Regions from separate parts of the Homo sapiens genome. Here regions 2 and 3 are each linked to region 1. The links are chromatin loops, found by intact Hi-C in ENCODE. Cell type or tissue: heart right ventricle. All regions are shown on one strand.

Region 1 (8,000 bases):
TTGGGGAGGCCAAGGCAGGCAGATCACCTGAGGTCAGGACTTCAAGACCAGCCTGGCCAACATGATGAAACCCTGTCTCTACTAAAAATACAAAAGTTAGCTGGGCCTGGTGGCGGGCACCTGTAATCCCAGCTACTCGGGAGGCTGAGGCATGAGAATCACTTGAATCCAGGAGGCGGAGGCTGCAGTGAACAGAGATCACACCACTGCACTCCAGCCTGGGCAACAGAGTGAGACTCTGTCTCAGAAAAAAAAAAAAAAGTAAAGAGTATGTGTTTCTACATCAAGCTAGCAGTACCTGTCACTGTAAAGGGTTAAGGACAGTACAATTTTGTTCTCCCTCTCCCAGCCTCTTCTTCTCTATTAAATCACATAAGCCTTCCCAGCATTGGTTCCTGGACTTTGCCTTGGAGAGGCGGTGAGGCAGGTGCCCCGTAGGTGTCCTAAGGGCATGATTCTCAAGCCAGAATCACTGGGAAAGTTGGTGAAAATGCTTTCCTGGGCCTACCTCTGCAGAGTCCAATTTAGTAAATTTAGGGGGACTTAGAATCTGCATTTAATAAACTCCCCAGAGGACTCTAGTATACTGCAAGAGAAGAGCACCAATCTCCACTGGGCTAGGAGTGGAAAGTGAGGAGCTGCCGAGGCTTTGATGGGTGGAGGAGGGGCGTCATGCTAACAAGCTCTCTTGGCCCCAGCGCCCCATGGGAAGGTCAATATTGTACCTGATTTTCCAAATGAAAATCAAATACGGCACACGGATCTGCTTTATGGGTGATAAAGTTGCAATGGCTCTAACAGAGGTGAAATTGATTCATATTTGTCAGGCCGGGAGATGAGAGAACTAGGCTCCAGGACCCCTTGGCCTCTTGCCTGGCAGCCCCTGTAGACATATTTTTGGACAGGAGGTATTTCAGAGTGAGAGCATGCCACAGGTAACTTCACTTAGCTCAGAATGGGAGCCACCAGCTTTTGAGCACCTGTCATGTACAGGAATTAGGCTCCATTGTCTCCAGCCCTTAAACTCCCTTACAAGGATTAATACCAGAATGCTCAGATGAGGAAATGGAGGGTCTTGCCCCAGGCCATGAAGACACAAGGAGCAGAGTGCGGGTTGGTTGTACTCCAAAGCCATGCTCTTTCCATTGGCCCACACAGCTCTGGGAGAGGAAGACAGCTCCTGGCCCAGGCGTGCCTGCTCAAGGGAGAGCCGGCCAGTCCCGAGAGGGGCTAAGCATCTGCTGTCCTGGGCTGGGAAGGGCTGCTTCAGCACTGCCTGCCAGGAGGGCCTAGGAGTCTAGAGATGAGAGTGAGAGAGATTGACAGGAAACCTGGATGGTGCCTTTGTAAGGTACAGTGATCCATCTCAATAATAATTGTGTCACCTCGTCAATATCAAAATATCTCATCAGCTTTCATGAGTCACTGTAGGAATGGCCAGCTGTAAACTCACATCTAGAAAAGGGGAAAACTCAGAAATGTCTCAAGTGCCAGCCTGTTCAGTCCTATAAACTCTTCCATGCCATGCTGTCCATCCAGTGCAATAAGCAGAAAACTCGGTGAGCATGGGCTGACTCCAGGCCAAAACGAGCTCATATGCGTCTGTGACTCCACGAGGCTATGAGCACCTCAAAAGCAGCAGCTCTGCCTTGCCCAGGTTGATCTCCAGGGGCCAGCTTGCGCCTGTTGCCTCGCGAGCCCTCAGTAGGAAGCTGTGTGGCCTGTCCAAAAATATGCCTAAAGGAGCTGCCAGGCAAGAGGCCAGGAGGTCCTGGAGCCTAGTTCTCCCGTTTCCCAGCCTGACAAATATGAATCAATTTTACCTCTGTTGGAGCCACTGGAACTTCATCACCCATTAAGCAGACCCATGTGCCCTATTTGATTTTCATTTGGGAAACCAGGTACAATATTGACATTTCCATGGGGTCCTGGGGCCGAGAGAGCTTGTTAGCATGAAGCCTTTCCTCCACCCATCAAGGCTCCATCCCTGCCACCTACCTCCCAGCTGTTCAACCCTGACCCTAACCTCGGGGCCTAGCTGCTCTCCTCTGTCAAGTGGGCATTTTAAAATACTACCACTTGTCCAAACCCACAGATTGTACGTCACCAAGAGTGAAGAAAAACCTTCGGACTGTGAGTGATCATGCTGTATAGACATAGACTCACTGATTTTATCACATGTGCCACTCTGGTGTGGGATGCTGGCCACGGGGAGGCTGTGCATATGTGGGGGCAGAGGGTATACAGGAACTCTCTGTACTTTCTGCTCAGCCTTGCTGTGAACCTAAAACCGTTTTGAAAAAATCAAGTGTATCTAAAAGGCAGGGAGTTGGGAATACTGCCTCTTGAGGTTGCTGTGAGAATTGAATAAGATAATGTCAATGCACCCAGCGCGGTCTTTGGTGCACAGTGTGGTCCATGGTAGCTGAATGAGGGGCTATCACCCTCCTGAAACCCAGGAGGAGGCTGAGGGCAGTGACAGATGCTCACTTCTAGCACATCTCATCTCCTCCGGGGTGGGGATAGGTGAAAGAACTGAGGACCAGATGATCTTGCTAGTACTCAGGAGATAGGGCAGCAAAGATGACTCAAGAAAGAATAACAGGCCCAGGCCTAGGATCAGCCCCTCCCTCCCTCTCTAGCAGACAGATCTTCTCAGAGCCGACAGATCTTCTCAGAGCCAACAGAAGAAATGGGAGAGGACTTGGCTATTTGGCAAAAGCACAAATCTGGCTGGGCTATGCCCCGGCTCTCAAGTCCTCATCTGCTCCACAATGATCTCACCAGGCACACTGGCCTCTCCTCCCACTGGGTGGACCCTGCAGCCATTATGGGTGCCATTCAGCCGAGCAGGAAGAGAACAGGCTGGTGTCTGCAGACCTGCATTTCAGGCCCCATTCTGTGGCTGTGTGACTTTGAGAACATCTCTCCCTTCTCTGTGCCTCTGTTTCCCCAGGCCAGCTTTTCTCTCTTCCTTCACTGAATATGTCACTGAGTGCTATCCTTGAGCCAGATAATCCCTGAGGGTCCTTTCAATGTGATATGATTTTTTTTGTTTTTGTTTTTGTTTTTGTTTTTTGAGACGGTGTCTCACTCTGTCGCCCAGGCTGGAGTGCACTAGCATGATCTCGGCTCATTGCAAGCTCCGCCTCCCGAGTTCACGCCATTCTCCTGCCTCAGCCTCCTGAGTAACTGGGATTACAGGCGCCCGCTACCATGCCCAGCTAATTTTTTGTATTTTTAGTAGAGATGCGGTTTCACCGTGTTAGCCACGATGGTCTCGATCTCCTGACCTTGTGATCCGCCCGCCTCAGCCTCCCAAAGTGCTGGGATTACAGGCGTGAGCCACCGTGCATGGCTAAAATAATATATTTTAAATGCATTGGAGAAATATAAAACATGCAGACACGAAATATACAGATAAAAATGGAAATGTTTTCTTAATCATGGGAGATGGCACTTTTCCTCCTGAGTTCTGCCTGCGAATCTACATTTCTATAGACTTTGTGAACATGAATGTTTGCTTGGAAAGTGCCTGGATAGCTTTGAAGTCTGCAAGGCTGTGATCTTGCCCTCAGGATCTGGCTGATACTGGTCAATCACCTGCCTCCTTGCAAAAGGAGGGTAGCATGAAGCCGGGACAAACATGGATACTTCCTGGACCACAGCTCTTGAGTTCCCTTGAACTTCCCTCCACAGCCACACCTGTTCTCCCTGCCAGACCCGTCCCCTGGCCCAGAGCCTGTTGAGGAACCAGATCTCTGGGGGAGGCACAGGATGTGGAGGGACATGTATGAGTTTTGGCTTCAAACAGATATAATTTCAATCTTAGCTCTGCCATTGACTTGCTGTGTGACCTTGGGAAGTAACTTACCGTCTCTGAACCTTGTTGCCCTGTATCTATTTAGCAGAGAGAATAAATCTCTCTCTGACAGGGTCGTTGTAAGTATTATATAGAATGACACAGGTCATGTCTCTGGCCACATAAATAGCTGAGCCACTTTATTTAACAAGATAGTTGGAATCTCGTCCTTGGATGAGATAAACCGTATAAAGCGTTAGGTCGTGCCTAGGTAAGAACTTGCCTCTATTGGCTACTATCATCATCATCATGTTGCTCATTTTCATCACCATCTCTATCATTGTATTCCCTTCCCTGTGACCTCCAGGTGGCAGCATGGGGCCATGGAGCCACAGCCCTCCTCCTCAGGCTGTCACTTCAAAACTGTGAGCGGGCAGGACCCTTGGGTGACACTCCTTGGGTGACACTAACCTGAGCTGTCACCATGATAGCCAAGTGAGGAGCACTTAAACACCTTATTTTCATCCTTAGGACCTTCTGCAGGAAACAGTTATCCACATCGTATATGGATGAAAGGTGGGCTCGGGTGGGAGGAGCCACTAGTGGGAGTGGAGCCAGGAATCAAAGCCAGTCTCCACTACCTGCCGGCTGGGGCACCTGCCCACTGCGCTGGAGCCTCCGAGTGGGTTCCAGCATCTCACCTGGCAGGTAGGAAAGTGAGGCCAAGGGGCGAGGGGACTAGCCCCAGGATCGGGCTCCTAGGAAGGGCTCCTTCCCACAGAGCCCAGTCTCCGGGAGTGGCTCGTCAGCCACGGCCCCAGCACTGACTTGAGCCTCAGCCTGGGCTCCCTGGAGGGTCTTGGCAACCTCAGGGAAGCATCCCATGACTTGTCTCTTTCTGCCTTGCCCAGTGGGACCTCTTCTGATCCCCAAGTAATCTTTGCTACCAGGAACCAAAGTGATTTGTGGAAACTTCCTCCAAATCCCCAGCTAATCCTCTTCTTTTAGTGAGGTCCTTTAGCAATCACATTTGCTGCTTGGTGACCTCTAATCCCCTTATTCTCAAAGGTCCCTGGGGAGGCACATGTGCAGATGTGTGTCCCTGCTGGGGCCTCTTGAGCTGGTCCAGGCCAGAGCAGCATGTCTGTGACCACCAGCTTGTCCCACTCAACTTTGATCTGCTTTCCTCCCTCCTAGGGGTCTCACTTTAAAGTTGGCCAGGGAGAGGCCTTAGGTCTGTGCCCAGTGGTCTCTGGATAGGGCTTGCTGGCCATCAGCTGAGAAGCCCCAGTCCCCTGGCGTCTCCATGCTGATTGACTCTCAGAGGGATCCTCATATTTGAAGTTAGGGCCTCAGTTTCCTCCTCTCTTAAACAGGGATAACATTAGTCGTACCTCGAAGGCATGCAATGAGGAGTTACCAAGGTAATATATCCAATGAGGTTAAAGAAATCAGAATCAGTTAGCTATGTTACCTAGAGTATCTACCTGCCACCCCCACCCCTCAAGGACTCCGATCTCACCCGCCTCTAAAGGGGTCACCCCAGGGTACGCAGTTGCTCACAAAGGCTGAGAGATGTGATGGGGGGCAGTTCTTCAGCAAGCCGAGCCCACTGTGGGCTTTGCAGGTTCTGGGGACTCCCTGTCCCTCAACAATTCTGACTGGGAAGGGGTCCAAGAACCTGGAGCTGTAAGAAGGTGCGCTGAACAGAGGAGAGATTCGAGATATGGCTACACAGGGCCAGGGAGGCAGGAGCTGGGGAGGGGTGGCATCTGCCTCCCAGCCAGAACAGAGAGGGTGGTCCCAGCAGTGCCCAGGCAGTGGGGGAAGCCACAGCCTCAGGCGGGTGGCAGGGGAGAAGCAGAGGGGCTGGGTAAGGTAACTCTGTAAACTGGGGTAATTTATTTAATCTTTGAGCACAGTTACAGTATATATTTTGTGACCCACAAATCAGCAGGGTTCCCACTGCCCCCAAGAATGAGATAAGATTGGCTCTAGCACCCTGTGAGAGTTCAAGTTCAGGTCCCTCTCGGGGATTTATGCCGGTGCCCTGGCCTCCTGCCCCTGAGCTCTCTCCTCCTCCCCTCCGAACTCTGTAGCTGCTCTCTTATCTCTTCCTAGGTGTTGGCCTGATCATGAAATCCTTTTTCCTTTCCTACGGCCATGCTACACTGGGAAAAAAATGAAAACAAAACTCACCCTCTCCAGGATAGATGGTTCCAGGCCTTTTCTGGGATCATGCTTTGCTTAGGCCAAAGCTCAGGACCTCATCCTGGTCATCGAGGAGCTGCCCCTCCTAGGGACACACAAGCACATCCTTCTCCAGCTGCACTGTGAGATTACGTCCCAGAGACGGTTACCTGAGTGTGTGTCCTGGCAGCTTGTGTGTCAGATACACAAGGCCATGGCTTCAATTTCCTCAGAAATGTGTCATAATGAATGTGACCGACATCTTTCTCCTCTCTCAGCCTAGAAATCCTCAGCACTCTATTCCCTGGAGTTCCTCTAAGGAAACTGACATGCAAGGAGGCAAGGAATGGGGTCTTTCTCCCTAATCAGCTATCAAAAGTGATTTAAAAATGCATTGCCTTCAATCAATAATTTTCTATTTAAATATAACAGAAACATTTTGCTCACAATAAAACTTTATGCGGGAACTCCAATACATATTTAAAAAGTGAAAACAGAACTGCTTGGCTGAATCTGGGAGAGGCAGAGGGAATGATAATGCCTGCTCCTGGGCTTGTCTCTCCCAAACCCCATGGGAATCTCTGAGGCATTCTGGGCTCTGGAGAACAGAAAGAGAAATAAAAACTGTATCTTTAGCCAATGTAAAGTCATCCGGCTCAACTCTTATTAAGATAAATGTAAATTAAAACTGCACAGAGATACTATTTTTGCCCTACCAGATTGGCAAAGATCCAAAAGTTTGGGAATGTTCTATTTTGGCAAAGGTATAGGAAACGGGCACTCCTATGCATTTTAGGGGAGACTCTAAATTAGTGTAGTGCCTGGAAAGGGCAATATGGCAATATTCATAATACAAATGCACATACCCTTAGGCCTAGAAATTTCATGAGCAAGAATTTATGCTACAGATTATCTCTGCAGATAAGGGAAGTAAGCTTATAGTACTGATTGTTAACAGTGTCAAAGGCAGTAAACAACCTAAATATCCATCAATGGGCAGTTAAATAAATAGTATGTGATTAAACTAATGTTGTACCCATACTGTGGAATATTATAGAGTTATGAAAATTAGAAAATTCTTTGTGTTGATCAGGAAAGGTCTTCGAAACATATTGCTAAGTGAATTTAAAAAACAAGAAAACAGAACAGCATGCAAAGTATGCTACCATTTAGTGTAAAAATAATTGGGGAGAGGACACGGAGGTATTTTCTTGTAATTGCACAAGATATTTCTGAGAGGATAATAAGAAACAAGTAACACTGGCTTCCTAGAACCAGGTGGCCAGAGAATAGGGATGGGATGGAGACGTTTATTGCATACTCTTTTGAATTTTGAACCACGTAATTGTGCATCCTATTCAAGACTTAAATTTAAAAATGTATAAGAACAAACAACAAAAAGAAAATCATTGCATGAGATAAAACAAAGGTGTATGTTATTCTTCTGCTTTAACTATACATAGAATAATCTGTACTCTCAAAGAATCCAAAAAGTAAAAATACAAATAACATTTTTAAAGATTACCTAACAAGTAAGCTCCAAGACTCTTAAACTCCAAAGCTGTGGATTTCTGGCTCCTGCTTAGGGTGTAGAAAGCTGCAAAGAGCGTTGCTGTCATCCTTACCAAAAGAAAAAGCCAACAATCTGCAAAATGACTTTTCTTGATCTCATCAGAGAACTGGGATTGCGAGTAACAAACTAACCCAAAATGTAAGAAAAAGCAGGCACCTCCAAAGGGAGACAGAACACAGGTACTTGCTTACATGTCAGACTCCATACAAACTGGAAAGAATTCAGCCAAACTTCCTAACAAATATGTGGGGGCTGTATAATCGTATAGACCCCTTGGGAGTTGTAGACATAAGGGGAATCCACGGTCCATTGCAATCTCTTCTCCATAGACCACACTAGATGCTCACAAGAAAGCAGGAGGGTGAGAAATATGATCAGACCTCTCTCCGGGTTCAGGGGAAAAGTGTTGCAGGGAAGCTCAAAGTTCCACACAGA
Region 2 (8,000 bases), 500 kb after region 1:
TTTGGAAGGCCAAGGTGGGTGGATCACAAGATCAGGAGTTCAAGACCAGCCTGGCCAACATAGTGAAACCCTGTCTCTACTAAAAATACAAAAATTAGCCGGGTGTAGTGGCCCATGCCTGTAATCCCAGCTACTCAGGAGGCTGAGGCAGGAGAATCACTTGAACCCCGCAGGCGGAGGTTGCAACGAGCTGAGATTATGTCGTTGCACTCCAGCCTGGGTGACAGAGTGAGACTCTTCTCAGAAAAAAAAAAAAAAAAAAAAAAAAAAAAAAGATAGATAATCTCTTGACATACATAAATTACCCCAGCAAATAGAAATGAGTTCCTCCTTTGCTATAAGACTGCTCTAATCTTTATTACAAAGTCAGAGGAGGATGGCAGAAACACACACACACAAAACTATAAGGCTATTTCATATTTGAAAATTCAGAATAAAATATGTTGATGGTATCCAATAGTGTATTTATTTATTTATAGCCTAATGTATTTTAATAACAAACATACAGGAATTGCACAGAAGACAGACAACATTAAAAATATGTATCTGTGGCTGAGTGCGAGGCTCACGCCTGTAATCCCAGCTACTCGTGAGGCTGAGGCAGGAGAATCACTTGAACCCGGGAGTTAGAAGTTGCAGATCACGCCATTGCACTCCAGCCTGGGCAACAACAGCAAAACTCTGTCTCAAAAAAAAAAAAAAAAAAAAGTACTTGCATGTAGGGCTCAGAAAAGTATAGTGAGTGCGTGGAATCTACTGTATGGTAAAAATGCTGCAAATACCATTTAGTCAATAAGACATTTATTTGTTATAAAAAATATTCAAGTGCTGACATTGTCCAGAAAAATTTAACAGGTTTATTTATAATTGTTATAAAGGTGAACTGCTAAAACGTATTCACTGAAACATTCTTTCTTGAATGCTTTATGTGCCCACATTTATATTAAAAATTCACATGAAAATGGAAAAGCTGCTGCTGTGGTTTGGATATGGCTTGTTTGTCCCCACCTGATGATATGCTGAATTTTTTTTTTTTTTTGACACGGAGTCTCGCTCTGTCGCCCAGGCTGGAGTGCAGTGGCACGATCTTGGCTCACTGCAACCTCTGCCTCCCCGGTTCACGCCATTTTCCTGCCTCAGCCTCCCAAGCAGCTGGGACTATAGGTGCCTGCCACCACGCCCGGCTAATTTTTTGTATTTTTAGTAGAGACGGAGTTTCACCATGTTAGCCAGGATGGTCTCGATCTCCTGACCTCGTGATCCGCCCACCTCGGCCTCCCAAAGTGCTGGGATTACAGGCGTGAGCCACCACGCCTGGCCATGTTTAAATTTAATTTCCAGTGTGGCCATGTTAGGAGGTGGCGCTTAGTGGGAGGTGTTTGGATCCTGGGGGCAGATGCCTCATGTATAGATTAATCCCCTCCCTGGGCATGGGGGTGCGGTGGGGATGAGTGACTTCTCACCTTATTAGTTTCTGCGGAGCTGGTTGTTAGATCCAGGTCCCCACAAACTCTTGTTTCCTCTCACCTTGTCATCTCTGCACATGCTGGCTCCCCTTGCCTTCCACCATACACGGAAGCCGCAGGACGCCCTCACCAGATGCCCCGTCTTGAACTTTCCAGCCATCAGAATAGTGAGCCAATTAAACCTTTTTTCTTTATAAATTACCCGGCCCCAGGCATTCCTTTATAGCAGCCCAACATGGACTAAGACAATTGCCAATACCTGATGTTTCTGTCCTATTTTTCCACATGCAATCATATATTTAGGTACCTTTTGATCCCTTGGGGGGGAAAATCTAATGGTCAGAACTACCAATAACAGAAAGAAGATTTTTTTTTTTTTTGAGAATGAAATGTTCCCCATCATAACAGATTCTTAAGCATGCCCTCCATATATCTGGAGTGCGGGCTGGATATATTTTGGCATAATTGTTACATGTTTGGCACCACTAGCACACAGGTTGGTGTCTTCAAAAAGGCCAAGCAGATAGGCCTCACTTCCCGCAAAACACCAATAGCTGTGTTCTGGAAGCACGATCTGTTTTGAAGTTCTGAGCAGTTTCTCGCACCAGACTCTGGAAGGAGAGTTTGCGAATCTGAAGCTCAGTGAACTTCTGAAAATGTCCAAGTTTGTGCATTGCCACAGTGGCAGGCCTGAAAGCACCCCTCCGGGATAGTCCTAGAGGTTTGGCCAAAGCAATAAAACTAGAAAAATAAAGAAGGACCATAAAGGTAGATGGATATTTCAGGGTTATGCTAAGAATCAGAGTAGGCCAGGTACAGTGGCTCACACCTGTAATCCCAGTACTTTGGAGGCCAAGGCAGGATTGTTTGAGCCCAGGAGTTTGAGACCAGCCTGGGAAACATACTGAGACCCTGTCTCTACAAAAAAATTTTAAAAATTAGCCAGGCATAGTGGCACATGCTTGTAGTCCCAGCTACTCAGGAGGCTGAAGTAGGAGGATTGCTTGAGCGTGGGAGATCGAGGCTGCAGTGAGCTGTGACTGTGCCACCGCACTCTAGCCTGACAGAGTGAGACTTCGTCTCAAAAATAAATAAGATCCAGAAATAACTAAGCCATTTTTAATAGAAAGAGAGAGAGAGGAAGAAGAAGAGAGGAGAGGAGAAGAGAGGAGAGGAGAGGAGAGAAGAGGGACAGGGCGGGGCAGAGCGGAGAGGAGAGGAGAAGAGAGGAGAAGAGAGGAGAGGAGAGGAGAGGAGAGGAGAGGAGAGGAGAGGAGAGAGACAGGTGACCTTACCACAAAGCCATGGTAGTAAAGGATGTGGTATTGGTACAGAAACAAGCAAATCATACAGAACAAACTAAAGAGCTCAAAAATATAAAACCCATTTTTCAATATGAAAACTTGACTTATGATAGAGGTAGCACCCCAAAACAGTAAGAAAAACATGAACTTGGGGACTGGTGGTGGGCTCTAACTAGCTCACTCTATGGAGAAAAATAAAGCTGTATCTCAACTTTATTATATCATAGTCAACTTTATATCATATTCTAAACTCCAGATGGAAATGTGGAATATCTTTGTGAACTCAGGGTGGGAAAACACAAGCCATATTTCTCTTTAGTGAAATTTACAGATAGCTGAGTGACAGTTGGGGAGAATATATTTGCAAACAACAAGAGATGTACACCTAGATTATACAGAGAGCTCTTGCAAACCAACGGGAAAAAGAGAACAATATGTGGGGGAATGGGAACACAAACTGGAAATGATAGGAAAATGAAATAAAACAAGAGAAGGCCTTTGCACAGCTTGACAATGGCAATGTACTGTAAATTGAGAAGGGAAACAGATGCAGAGAAAGGGTCATGGGCTGGAAAATAGCAGATTGACTCCTGGAGTCTTGGATTGCTGATATTCCAATCTTGTGCATGTTCCAGAGTTTTCTTGCTGCCTCTGGGTCCTGGAGGCATCCTCCTGGGGGAAGCCTCTTCTTCAGATGCACCCTGCTGTTGATACATCCTGCCTGAAAGGAGCCTTTGCAGCAGTCCTCACTGGCTCCCTTCTGCTTTCTTAGGCTTTGCTCTCAATGGTTTTCCTGCACTAACTTCCAGACCTCTACGGGCTTGGAAAGGATGTAAGCGGCTAGAATGGCAGGCTTCTGCTCCCTGCTGGCCACTCATGAGCATTACCCTGACAGCTAATCCAGCCATCAAATTCCACCAAATCTGTTTCTTCTTTGAGATCATTTTCTTTCCTGAAGATACATATTCTAAGGATTTTTTTCAGCTCTTACTGTATCTGAACAAAATAAAAATTATGATATTATACTATAAACATCAGACTACAAATCAAGAAACCTGGACTTGAAGCACGTGTCTTTTGTGGGATATTGGGCAAATCTTTCAGCTTCTTTATGCATATTTCCTTATTTGTAAAGTACGTATAATATAATTCTACACATTTTTGAGGGATAGGGTGTATTTGAGAGTGTCACAGAGCTGCGACTGAGGAAATTCCCAGTTAATATTCATTGATATTCATGGCTTTGCAGCGTTGCCACTGTCATTATTCCTCTGCTTATAGGAGACCTGAATTCAGTTCACATATTTCAAAGAACTGTAGAATTGAAAGGTACTTAAAGGCAGTCACAAAGTGGTTTTAAGAGGTTCCTTATAAGGCACATTAAAAGTAGCCAACACCCTTTCCATTGCTTAAATACTCCTGCCCCAAAACCTTACAAAAGGCCTCTGGTGGGAAATTCATTATCTCAAAAAGCAGCCCATTCCCTCATTGGTCAGCTGTGCCTGGGAGCAAGCTCCCTCTCCCTAGTAGGAGAGAACTCCACTTGACAACACCTGCTGAGCCCCAGAATTGAGGTGAAGGGGCAGGTTTGGGTCATATGCTATTTTCTGCCAAAATTCACTGGCTTTACTCATCCGTGGATTCATTTGGACTGGGGACTGCATGATTTTGCATTTATTAAAATATCTCATTCATGAATTCCCCAACACTGGAGTTTCTCTGGGAGAAACAGTCTCCTACCTTACCATGCAGGTGTTCTTGCACACCCTCTTGGCCACTCATGCTCAGTATGAAGTCCCGCCCAGCTGATTGACACCTGCAAGGTAATTGGGGGGCAAGTAAGCCAGGCTGGCATAAAGATTTAGTGAAGGGACCAGCGTAGTGGCTCACACCTGTAATCCCAGCACTTTGGGAGGCCGAGGCGGGCAGGTTGCTTGAGGTCAGGAGTTCAAGACCGGCCTGGCCCACGTGGCGAAACCCCATCTCTACTAAAAATACAAAAATTAGCCGGGTGTGATAGCAGGTGCCTGTAATCCCAGCCTCTTGGGAGGCTGAGGCAGGAGAATTGCTTCAACCCGGGAGCCAGAGGTTGCAGTGAGCCAAGATCACACCACTGCACTGCAGCCTGGGTGACAGAGCAAAACCTTGTTTCAAATAAGTAAATAAATAAATAAATAAATAAATAAATAAATAAATAAATAAATATATAAGTGAAGGGACCAGCTGAGGGCATCTGGCAGGAAGAGCACAAAAAGCAGGCAGCTGGAGTGCATGCAGACAGGGAGGAGGAGGCTGACTTTAGCTACCTGACACTTTTGGTGGAGGAGCTGCTGAAAATCATTTCACAATTTAGCCTTTGCCACTTGAGGGCCAGGTTTTGCATTCCTACATTAAGAAATCGCCCAGCCTGGAAGGCTCCATCTCTCAGCTGCTCACGGCCCTGCCCATTCTCTCCAGAGCTCAAATCTGAGAGCTGAGGTTCTGCCCTGCACTCATTGTGTTCCTGTTTAATCCACGTTCTGTACCCTCTGGAGGAAGTGAGAGGAAGAGCAATGATGGGGGAGATATGGGCAGGTTCCCCCACTCCCTCCTCTCCTTTTATTTGTATTTATAGAGGCAACATTTCCCTGTTTCACTATTTGTGGGGCCTCTAGATAGAATTAATTCTGCTTTTTAAAATCTCCCCTGCTAGACTGTGCATACCCTGAAGGCAGAAGCTGCGGCTGATCTGCTCATATCTCAGGAGCCCACATAGTGCCTGGTATATGACAAGCACTCAAAAATGCGTGTGGAATTTAAATGTATAGCGAGGCATCGGAATGGTTTCAAGTTAGCAATTTGACATCATTTAGTCTAGTGGTATTGAAACCTGAGTGTACATTAGAATCATTTTCAGAGCTTTTAAAAAATATTAGTGCCTGAGTCCCTCCTCAGGCCAATTAGGTCTGAATCCCTGAGAGTCACTTTTTGATGGTTAAAGACCCAGAAAGGGCTCATCGCTTATGGCATGATGCAGTGAATCATTTTAGAAAATGGACATTGCTTTCTAATACACAATATTTATCCATCTTATTATGTTTGAGTTATCATAGAATGCATTTTAAGTTGTGTTCACATGAGCAAAACACATAGAAAAATTTTTATAAAAGTAACTGGGAGGTGGGAGGCCGGGTGTGGTGGCTTACATCTGTAATCCCAGCATTTTGGGAGGCTGAGGAGGGTGGATCACTTGAGGTCAGGAGTTCGAGACGAACCTGGCCAATGTGGCAAAACCCCATCTCTACTAAAAAATACAAAAATTAGCCTGACATGGTGGCACACGCCTGTAGTCCCAGCTCCTTAGGAGGTTGAGGCAGGAGAATCACTTGAATCCAGGAGGTTGCAGTGAGCCAAGATAACATTACTACACTATAGCCTGGGTGACAGAATGAAACTCTGACTCAAAAAAAAAAAAAAAAAAGCAACTGGGACCTATGGAAAGAAAAAGGTAATTTTCACTGGGTATACAGAGGCTTGCCCATTCATGGGATGGCAAAAGGTTCAGCATAAGATCATAATAGTTGAGCCAAATGCTATTTAAAAGAAATGAATAAGTCAAAGGGGATAGAATGGGGTGAGAGAAGAAAGCCCCCCCAACACTGCCACCAACTCCCCACCCCTCACCTGAGTGTCCTCTTGTGATCCCTTCTTTGGAAATCTATATATATCTGAAAGTTCTTCTGTTTAAATGATCAAAAGTGATAAAAATCTAAATGTGGGTTTTAATTTGATTAAAGTGTCTGCTGAGAGATTCTCGCTTGGCTGGCTTCTTGCCTGTTAAGACTCAACTGCATGAAGATAGCAGGGAGCATTTACAGATTGCAGGATTCAGGACTGGGGCAAGGTGGAGGTGAGGAAGAAACTCAGCACCTGTTCCTCTAAGCATGGTTCTGGGCTGGCAGCATGGACCTTGCCTGGGAGTGCATTAGACCTATTGAATCTGAATTTGCATTGTATTAATAACAAGACTCCTGAATGATTTACAGACACACTAAAGGTTAACATTACTGCCTTAAAGAGTGCCCACCCCAGCCTCTGCCTGGTCATTGCCATGAGCTTTCCATAGAGAGGGCTAGAGCTTTTCTTTTGCATTCCAGTAGCCAGTATGTAGCTCTTCCAATATTTTCAAAACCTTTCTGAGCCCTTTCTGACCTTTTCTCTTTATAGGGAAAAGAAAAAAAATTAAAAAGAAATGAAATAGCTGTCATCACTGATTTGAGGCCCCCAAGGGAGAGAGGAAGAGATCAAAAGTCAACATCTGTGATTCTGCAAATAGAAAATGAAATGATTCCCAGGCAGCCTGGGAAGCAGCTCTAGGTTGCTGGGCTGGTCCTCCATGGTCCCATTAGAGGTGACTGTGCTCAATCCAGAGCCTTTAAAGGGAACCCCATGGCTGATGGGCATGGGGAGGCAGGAGTGCCCAGCCCTACTCCCAGGGAAAAGCAACATGTGCCTGGCAAGGCCTGGGACCAGAGGAGTAAGGCTCATGGAACCCTTCTGCTCGCTGGAGACCTTTACGAAGGAACAGAGCAGGATGAAATATCACCTGGATGTAGGGCACTTTGCACAGGTAAAATTCCAGTTACCTTCCCACTCCCTGTCTCTGAGATGGAGACTTGTCCTTCTTCCATCTGGGGACTGAGTCCACCTGGGATGCACACAATAGTTCAGAGCCCTGAGCCTTCTTGCTGTGTTACTGGCAAGTTGTTTTTCAGAGAGAAAAGCTAGAGTGTGGCAGAGAAATCAAGCAGCCAGTGTGGTGGGCATGATGGAGGAGTGGGGGATTCGTTCCAGAGACGGAGGTCTCCCACAAACCCCTGTATCCTCAACCTCACTGGGTTTTCCCGTCAGGGCTCCCAGAAGAGGCAACAGAAGCAAAAGGGGTGGATGTTACAGCTGGTGTTCAAGAGTCCTCTTGTGGGTCAAGTGCGGCACTAGGTCTTTTGCAAGCATTCCCCCTGCCACTCCTAACTAGAACCCTGCAAGGTAGGCAACTGCTCATTTTACAGAATAGGAAGCTGAAGCTCAGAGGCAATGAGTACCATTCCCAAGTTCAAAGAAGTAATAAGAAAATCTAAGGTCAGGGCTTGTAGAAAATCTAAGGTCAGTGATCTTTTCCTTGCCATACCATACCTGCCTCTGCATCCAGGGATTAAAAAGCACCCAATTCGAGTCTCCATTTTTTCTTTTC
Region 3 (8,000 bases), 140 kb after region 1:
ACCTTTCTTTAAATCATGGGTACTTGGTTATAAATATGCTTCATCTTGGCAGGTTATACTTTTTATCTTAAAGTATATTAAATCCTAAAGAGAACAACAGTGATGCCATTTAGGGAAAGAACTTCATACCTTTTCTTACATAATGGTTCAAGACTTTTCATGTTATGCACAACAGTTTTATGAAAATATATCAGTTACCAGATGAAGGTGACATTTGTCACAGAGATCACCATTACACAATATGGCTTACTGGAAATCAGAGTGAAGAGCAGAAATGTGCAAACACACTTCTGTTAGTTGACTGTGGGCTTTGAACTGTTATAAAATTAACACTTCAGTATGTTTCCGAATAGTTACCTTTTCTTCATATATGTGTTATTTGTATGTACAAATGTGTATAAATATATAAACTTGCAAATATGCAGAACTATAATTAAAAAGTACAATTGGTTTTTATTTACATCAAAACCTAAGCATTTAAATGGGTGCGATATCATCAACGGAATCACTTTCTGCTCATATATGCCCCTGAATAGACACAGTTTGAAAGAAGTGTGATATGAGCCACAAATTAGGAAGCAGAAGAAGGTTCTATCCCTGACTCAAGTAACCTGTGAAAATGTACTTACCGCACTGGATGCCAGTTCTATTTAACTATAAAATAGTAGAGGTAGTGGCACTTGCCTTCCTACCAACCAGTTACTTGGTGGACTGAGTGAAATAATTAAAGTAAAATTATTTTTCAGATCGTTATATTTCTCTATAGCTTAAAATAGTAAGAGAATGATATATTCTCAAACCCTAAGAGCCAAACATATGGTTAGTTTAAGTGATAAGATTTTTTTTCTCTTTTTTTTTTTTTTTTTTTTGCTATTCATGATTACTAGAGAAATGGATTAAGTGACAAGATACTCTTAAGACATTTTTGGCCGGGCGCCGTGGCTCACGCCTGTAATTCCAGCAGTTTGGGAGGCTGAGGCTGCTGGATCACGAGGTCAGGAAATCGAGACCATCCCGGCTAACATGTTGAAACCCCCTCTCTACTGAAAATACAAAAAATTAGCTGGGCGTGGTGGTGGGCACCTGTAGTCCCAGCTACTTGGGAGGCTGAGGCAGGGGAATGGCGGGAACCTGGGAGGCAGAGCTTGCAGTGAGCCGAGATAGCACCACTGCACTCCAACCTGGGCAACAGAGCAAGACTCCATCTCAAAAAAAAAAAAAAAAAAAAGAAAGAAAGACATTTTTGCCACTTGGAGAAATATCCTAAAATGGAATTATAGCCTAACTCTCTATATACAAACATATATATATATGTAATATAGAGTTATGTCTGTTCCAAAAAAGGGGAAAGAATTTTTTACAGAGATCTCTTCTATATCTCTAACAAATACATGGCAAAACATTTTAGTACATAGGCCAACTTGGAATAAAAATACAATATCTCATTTCTTGAGACAAAGTAGTAAAAAATCCTTTACAAACTCTAAAGGGCTATATATAAAGCTTAGCAATTTTTGCCACTTTTATTAAAAAGTACATTTTGAAATGGGTGCTTACCTTCTCTTAGACGGTCTACCACAAAAGTAAAGCCTGTAGTTCTTGGATGTAAAACATATTCATATTTCTGAAGTCCATTTTTTTCAGCAAATGCATTACTTCGAGACTTGCTGTTTTCTAAACAAAACAATGGACCATTATAAATCATAAACTAAAGGGAAATAAACAAGGTAAGGAAAGAAGTGCAGAATTTTTTTTGATAAAAAATAGCTGTTAATTATTCTCTAATTACTGAATACTGAGTCAAATGAGAAGATACAAACATTGCAGATGGTCCATTATCAAGATCCCAGACCTACTTATGTAACCAGACCCAGGTTTGGCTATTTGCTGCTCGAAAGCCAAACACAAGAGGCCAAGTTTGGTGGGAGGGAAAGCAGGTTTTAAACAGAGAGCCAGCAAACTGAGAAGATAGTGAACTAGTGTTCTAAAGTCCCATCTTAAGTTTTAAAATTTATCATAGTGTTTTTAAAAGGAAACTTGCTGTAGGAGATGTTTGAATGGCACAGGGTCTGTGTGTCTTGTTCTGATGGCTGTCTCGGGTAACTGCCCATCCGGAGGTCCACTTGGCATTACTTTGACTTTAGCCTGATGGTAGTGGACTAACTGTTCATGACTCCCCCAAGTGGGAGGGTTCCACAGGGCCTCCATGCCTGGTTTGTTTCAAAATTAGCCCCTGGAATTTCTAAGCAAGCATATAGTAGATAAGCATACATGGTGCAAGGAAGTGTCTAGTGGAAACAGAAGGAAAACAGAGTTTCAAAGTACACTTCGAGGCTATATTCTAAGACTAAAGAAAAAAAGTGTTAAAATGCATTTCAAAGCTGAGATGCTCGGTTATACTTACTGAAATTAAAAAAAATTATAACAAAGGCATAAATCGATTTTTATACATTTTCTGAAATTCATATTCATATCTTTTAATTTGTTTAAAAGATTTCATGAAAGTCAACATTCAATGAAAATTAAAATGCTAATAACTAAATTTTTTTATAAAACAATCCCTATATAACAAAATTGAAATATTAAAATATAAAATGCTAATAAAATAAAACTAAGACACTAACAAAATACAATGACCTAGACATCCAGAAGAAATAACTAGCAATCAAATATATCAGATCAACATTCTTTAAAATCCAATAATTTAGGCCTTCAATGTGAACTGAAATATCTGCCTTGCTCAGGCACAGAGTATGTTAATATTACTAACCCAAACCGCTCCATAACAAAATGGGCACATGATTAGCACATCATGTACAAATATCTGAACATGGTTTGGCTGAATATAGTTACGGAGTCAAGTACATGTTCCAGTTGTTGGCAAAACCTTCTTTTTCCATTCCATGAGGTAACTTTACAAGTTCCAAGAAGAACCAAACCCATTATTCAGCAAATACATTTGGAAAAAGTAAAGTGTTCAGAAATTTGGCCTCAACTGCTGGGAGAGATCATGAAATACTTTCTGATGACAGCAGATGTTAGAACCCGCAATCCTCAGCTGCATTCCGAAATTGATAAACTATTATTCCAAGTCACAAGAAAAATATCTATATCGACACAACTTTACTAGGAGTAAATTTAAGATCACGGAGTCCTCAAAGTCTCCAAAAACCATAGACGACTTCCACAACACTGAAATATTCAAAGAACACTCCTATAGAAGGTGTTACATCATTTTATGATAAAGGAATTGAGCCGGGCAAGTCAAAAGTAAAGGCCCTACACATGAAGAGTAGTAAGTTCCTCTCATATTCATTTGAGGATATCCTGGGCATGGGGCTACAAAACAATATTTATATTATAGACAGCTGACAGGACCTTAAATGGGATTAGGAATCCCATAGACACCACAAAGATGAGTAGTAACTACCCTTTAGTTTGGTCTTTCAGTTTATAAAACTCTGGGGATTCTGAAAGCAAAACTGAACTGTTGTAGAATGTGAGTACAAGTATAAACAGCTCTAAAACAAACAGTCACAATGTGGGACGGTAAAAATGATCAGAAATACAGAGAGATTAGAGATGTAGACTTTTCCATCTACCCCCTACTTCATCTACTCATCCCCAGACTCTGTTATTGCACTAGCATCCCACTTTCTGACCACAGCCTCCTGTCTTGTCACGTTACTCCCTGTAATTCTCCCACTCCTACACTCCTTCCGCCCATGGGACTACTAGCAGCTATTCTCAAACCAGCTGGGCATGTTCCCACCTCAGGATCGGTGCAGTTGCTGCTCCTCCCTTCACCCAGAATGCCTTTCACCCATACAGCTGCACGCTTTTCTGCTTTGTTCATTTAGTCCCTACTTAAACAGAAACTTAACAGAGAGGCTTTCCCTAACCACCTTAAACAAAACAGCACCCTACACCCCTTCTATGACTCTCTCTCTCTCCTTATCCTGCCTTATTTTTCTGCATAGCACTTATGACTGACATATTTTTATTAACTTATTAGTTTATCATCTGTCTTTCCTCACAGAACGTAAACTTCGTGAGAGTAGGGATAAAGATCCAGGCACTCATATATGTATTAAAAAGAATAAGTTTTATGTATATAGGTGTTATGTTATATGCAATAACATAATTGTTAGAATCTTTCCAAATCAGGGAAATGGAACTCAAAATTATCACATACTAATTGTGATGGCTAATTTTATATGTCAACTTTAATAGGCCACGATACTCAGGTATCTCATCAAATATTATTCTAGATGTTTCTGGGAAGGTATTTTTTAGAAGAGACTAATATTTAAATTAGTAGACTGAGTACAGCAGATGACCCTCCACAATGGGAGTAGGCCCCATCAAATCAGGTGAATGAAGACCTTAACAGAAAAAGACAGAAGTGCCCTCCTCTCCCCAACAAGGAAGAAAGAATTCTGCCTCTAGACTGCCTTTGGCCTTGAACTTCGACTACTTCCCGGGATCTCCACTCTGCCACCCTACCCTACAGATCGTGGACTTACCAAACCTCCACAACTGTAAGAGCCAATTCCTTAAAATAAATCTCAACCTCTTTCTATATATACACATCCTACTGGTTCTCTTTCTCTAGAGAACCCTAACTAATATGCCAATACAATATAGAACTCCCTAACCCAAGAATAACGAAGACATATGTATGGGTGCACATATGTCTGTGTGTGACCAAAATGACTCAAAAGAAATGGACCAAAATTAAAATAGTGTTCACTTATGGGCAGTGGGATTATAGCAAGTTTTGTGCATACTTCTATGTTTCCAAATTTTCCCAAATTAACATATATTGCTTCCATTAAAAAGTTATAACCAACAATAAAATATGAAGATAGAATATATGTAAAGTTAGATTTAAATGCACTAATTTAAATGTACATGCAAGCTAGATTCAGGACTTAAATTATAAAACAGTCTCACTGGGCTGAAAAACCCAGTTTAAGGTTAAGTATGGTAGTAACTAAACACCTTTTAATTAACAGATACTTTTTCCAAACTGGAGATATTTTGTTAGCCTATTTTTTAAAATGATTTTTTACCAACTCAATAAAATTATCTGTATTCTACTGTTAAAAAAATGTTTAAAACTTCAGGATCAGTCTGTTTTTTCTCCTTGGCAAAGTCTAGCTTCAAAGGTAAACATCATTTGCATTTAAAATATATATGCAACTACATCATGTAATGGTGAGCACTATGGACTCCAAAATTATGCAACTAGATGGAGAGTTCATCACCTACAAAAAGAAACCTGAGAACAAATACAGAATGAAAAAAGTTTTACATATACATTTTATGACTCTGAAGGTCTAATGTATGAACATATTAACACTAATGTAGCAGTAACATATGACCTTTCTTTCATTAGTTTTTATTTACCAAATAACTTTCAAAGTTGGCATTCTTTGGTGTACATTTTCGCATTCACAAATATAAACCTATCATTTCAGTGAATGGCTTTCTATACTCTATATTTATTAAATAAAGCTGATATTTCAATATCAAAATTTAGGTATTATACATTCTAAATATTATAAAATTTAAATATGGCCACCTGTCACTTATAATTTCCTAATGATAATTTAGTTCTGGAAATCAACTTACAACTTACAATAATATATTTTCAAGCTTCAACAAGCAGCCATTATTATCCTCAGTATTATCCTCTGTGATCCAACCACTTCTAGAATCTCAACTGTAAAAAATCAAAAATATACTACACAGTTGGCATACATTTTAGAGATCTGACTAGTATAAAAAAAGTGCCACCGTTCATTTAGCTCAGTTCCATCTGCAATAGATGTGTCAAAGATCCCTTCATTGCTACCTATAGTAAATCCTAAAATACCTTAATTTCCCTTAACAACCTATTATGGCTCAGTCACCTATTCACTTGCTTAAATATGTATGTAATGTCTATTTTTCATCTTGAACTCTCTTTTGTAATAATGAGTTCCATAAATTATTATGTGCACAGTATGAATAGTATGTTTATTTACCTGTTCTCCTCTCTTAAATTCCAAGGGTTGCCCTTCTTAGTCTATTACCAAAAATTTGAAAGTTAAGTTCATGTTCTACCTGCCCATACTACTACAGATTTTAGACTTCAGTTCTCTCCTGCTTCAGCCTGTCTTCCCTTACACAGCAGAGCTGTAAGATCCACTGAATCCTTCTCAAATTCTGCTGTATTTCTCTTGAAGTTATCGGGACTATCAAAGGTACATTTTAGTCTTTTGAGTCCAAAGATTCTACAGAAATACTTTCTGTCTAAGCTATGCCCCCACCATCACCCCTCCCAGTATCAACCAGAGCAGTTCTGCTTTTATCCATCTTATTATCTAACATCCTTGATAGAAGGCTTCATCTGCAAAAATAATCCATGGTTTAAAAAGTGTGAAAACTACTGATTTAGTAAGGATGACAGACTGTTGAGTATTTTGTTTTCAGTCTTTTTAAGACTTTCTTGAAATCCATTGGCAATTCCTGGCCTATATGGTTTAAAATCTGGTAGCCAGGTGTGGTGGTAGTATCGGGTGCAGTCCCAGACACTATAAGCTTGAGCCCAGGAGTTCAAGGCTGTAGTGAACCATGATCATGCCACTGCACTCCAGCCTAGATGACAGGCTCAAAAAAGAAAAAAAAAAAAAGTTTAATATTTAGGAAGGCCGAAAAGTTATAAACATGTCTTCCTGTGTCCTTGCTACAACTCAATGATGGCTGAGTTTTCTTGAAGAAGGGCAAAGCTATTCCTGCTTGTAGCAAGGATAGGGCTTAAATATCAGGAGAAAGGTAACCTATTAACGTAAATCAACAATAACTGAAATTAGTTACTATCAGATCTTTTTCTTATGAGGAAGACGCTGAGGAGTAGGAAGGGTCTAATGGATAAATAAATACCTTAGAAGAGGATAAGAGAATATAAACAACAGGTAGGGGAGGATAAACATTAACCTAAAACATGATTTTAAAATTACACTTACATAAAGATAAAAGCCTGATATTTTAAAATATATTCTGAGGCTTAAAATATAAAGTTCAAAGATGGCAAGTATGAATAATATGACCGCTTGGAGTTGCCTACTATAAATTCAATGGGCTAGAAACCAAGAGTTCTGAGTCCTGACATGCTATTGATTAACTGAGTGACCTTAGGGATGAGCCATTAATTTTTCTGTTTTGTTTTGTTTTGTTTTTTTGAGATGAAGTCTCGCTATGTAGCTCAGGCTGGTCTCAAACTTCTGGACTCAATCCATCTTCCAGTCTCAGCCTCCTGAGTAGCTAGGATTCCAGGGATGGACCACCACACCTGGAAGAGCCATTATTCTTGTTGGTGTTCAGTTACTTCATCTGAGAAATGAGAAGTTTAGACTACATGATTTCTAACTTTGCCAAACCCAGGCTACATTACCTGTGAGATCAGTCCCTTCTGGGAATATGAGGAGTTGAAGTGGTTCGTGAATATCACAAAAGTAATCAATCATGTCTTCGAAATGGCTCTTGTCATCCTTCCATTTCCTATGAATGAAGATATAGGCAGCAGCCTGCATGGCCCAACCTAGAATCAATTTAACAATAAAATTTACCTATAATTTTATTGCCAATATCCACATATTATTGAATACAATATTTCAGTTTTCTGGTTTTACTATATATTATTTATTATTGTAAACATTTCATGATATAGCATAAATTCAGCACTGATCTTGGGTTAAATAACTAACATATATATAAGAGAATATCCTAAAAGAGATTTGGTAATCCTGAGGTTTGCAAAATTCTCAAAATTATCTTTTCAAGCGAAAACTAGCTATTAAAATATTAAGGAAAGAATTTTTCCTTAGTATTTATCACTAACTTATCCAAAATTTTAACAATCCTAACTAAACAGATATTTTAACCAAGATATCTACAGGAGATAAAAGAATGTGTTCTGACAGCTTACAGAGCAGTAAGCAAAAGACTGTCGT

What was found. Peaks named below come from ENCODE experiments on the same cell type or tissue, not always from the same donor. Only the 100,000 strongest peaks of a DNase experiment are listed, where the experiment ranks them.
Region 2: a loop joins it to region 1, with 14 times the contacts of the local background. A loop is called at or near these places in 105 of 110 quality-filtered maps.
Region 3: a loop joins it to region 1, with 2.1 times the contacts of the local background. A loop is called at or near these places in 3 of 110 quality-filtered maps.

Annotation. Positions count from the first base shown.
Region 1 is chr2:30,703,365-30,711,364 of GRCh38, reverse strand. No RefSeq gene overlaps it. Among named protein-coding and RNA genes, the nearest start is that of CAPN13, 100 kb to the left of the region's middle. In heart right ventricle, CTCF peaks have their summits at 2,337 and 4,167 (motif pointing right); DNase peaks (open chromatin) are centred at 74, 2,764, 4,204 and 4,494; H3K27ac peaks cover 1,146 bases.
Region 2 is chr2:30,204,189-30,212,188 of GRCh38, reverse strand. It overlaps the pseudogene H3P5. Among named protein-coding and RNA genes, the nearest start is that of SNORA10B, 21 kb to the right of the region's middle. RefSeq lists a silencer at 3,357-3,581. In heart right ventricle, CTCF peaks have their summits at 3,438 and 3,642 (motif pointing left); a DNase peak (open chromatin) is centred at 3,608; H3K27ac peaks cover 1,241 bases.
Region 3 is chr2:30,561,734-30,569,733 of GRCh38, reverse strand. It overlaps LCLAT1 (lysocardiolipin acyltransferase 1), which reads right to left. Exons shown (of 6, transcript NM_001002257.3): 4 at 7,442-7,588; 5 at 1,558-1,674. Among named protein-coding and RNA genes, the nearest start is that of LCLAT1, 120 kb to the right of the region's middle. In heart right ventricle, no CTCF peak of the experiment used is centred here; a DNase peak (open chromatin) is centred at 3,753; H3K27ac peaks cover 3,108 bases.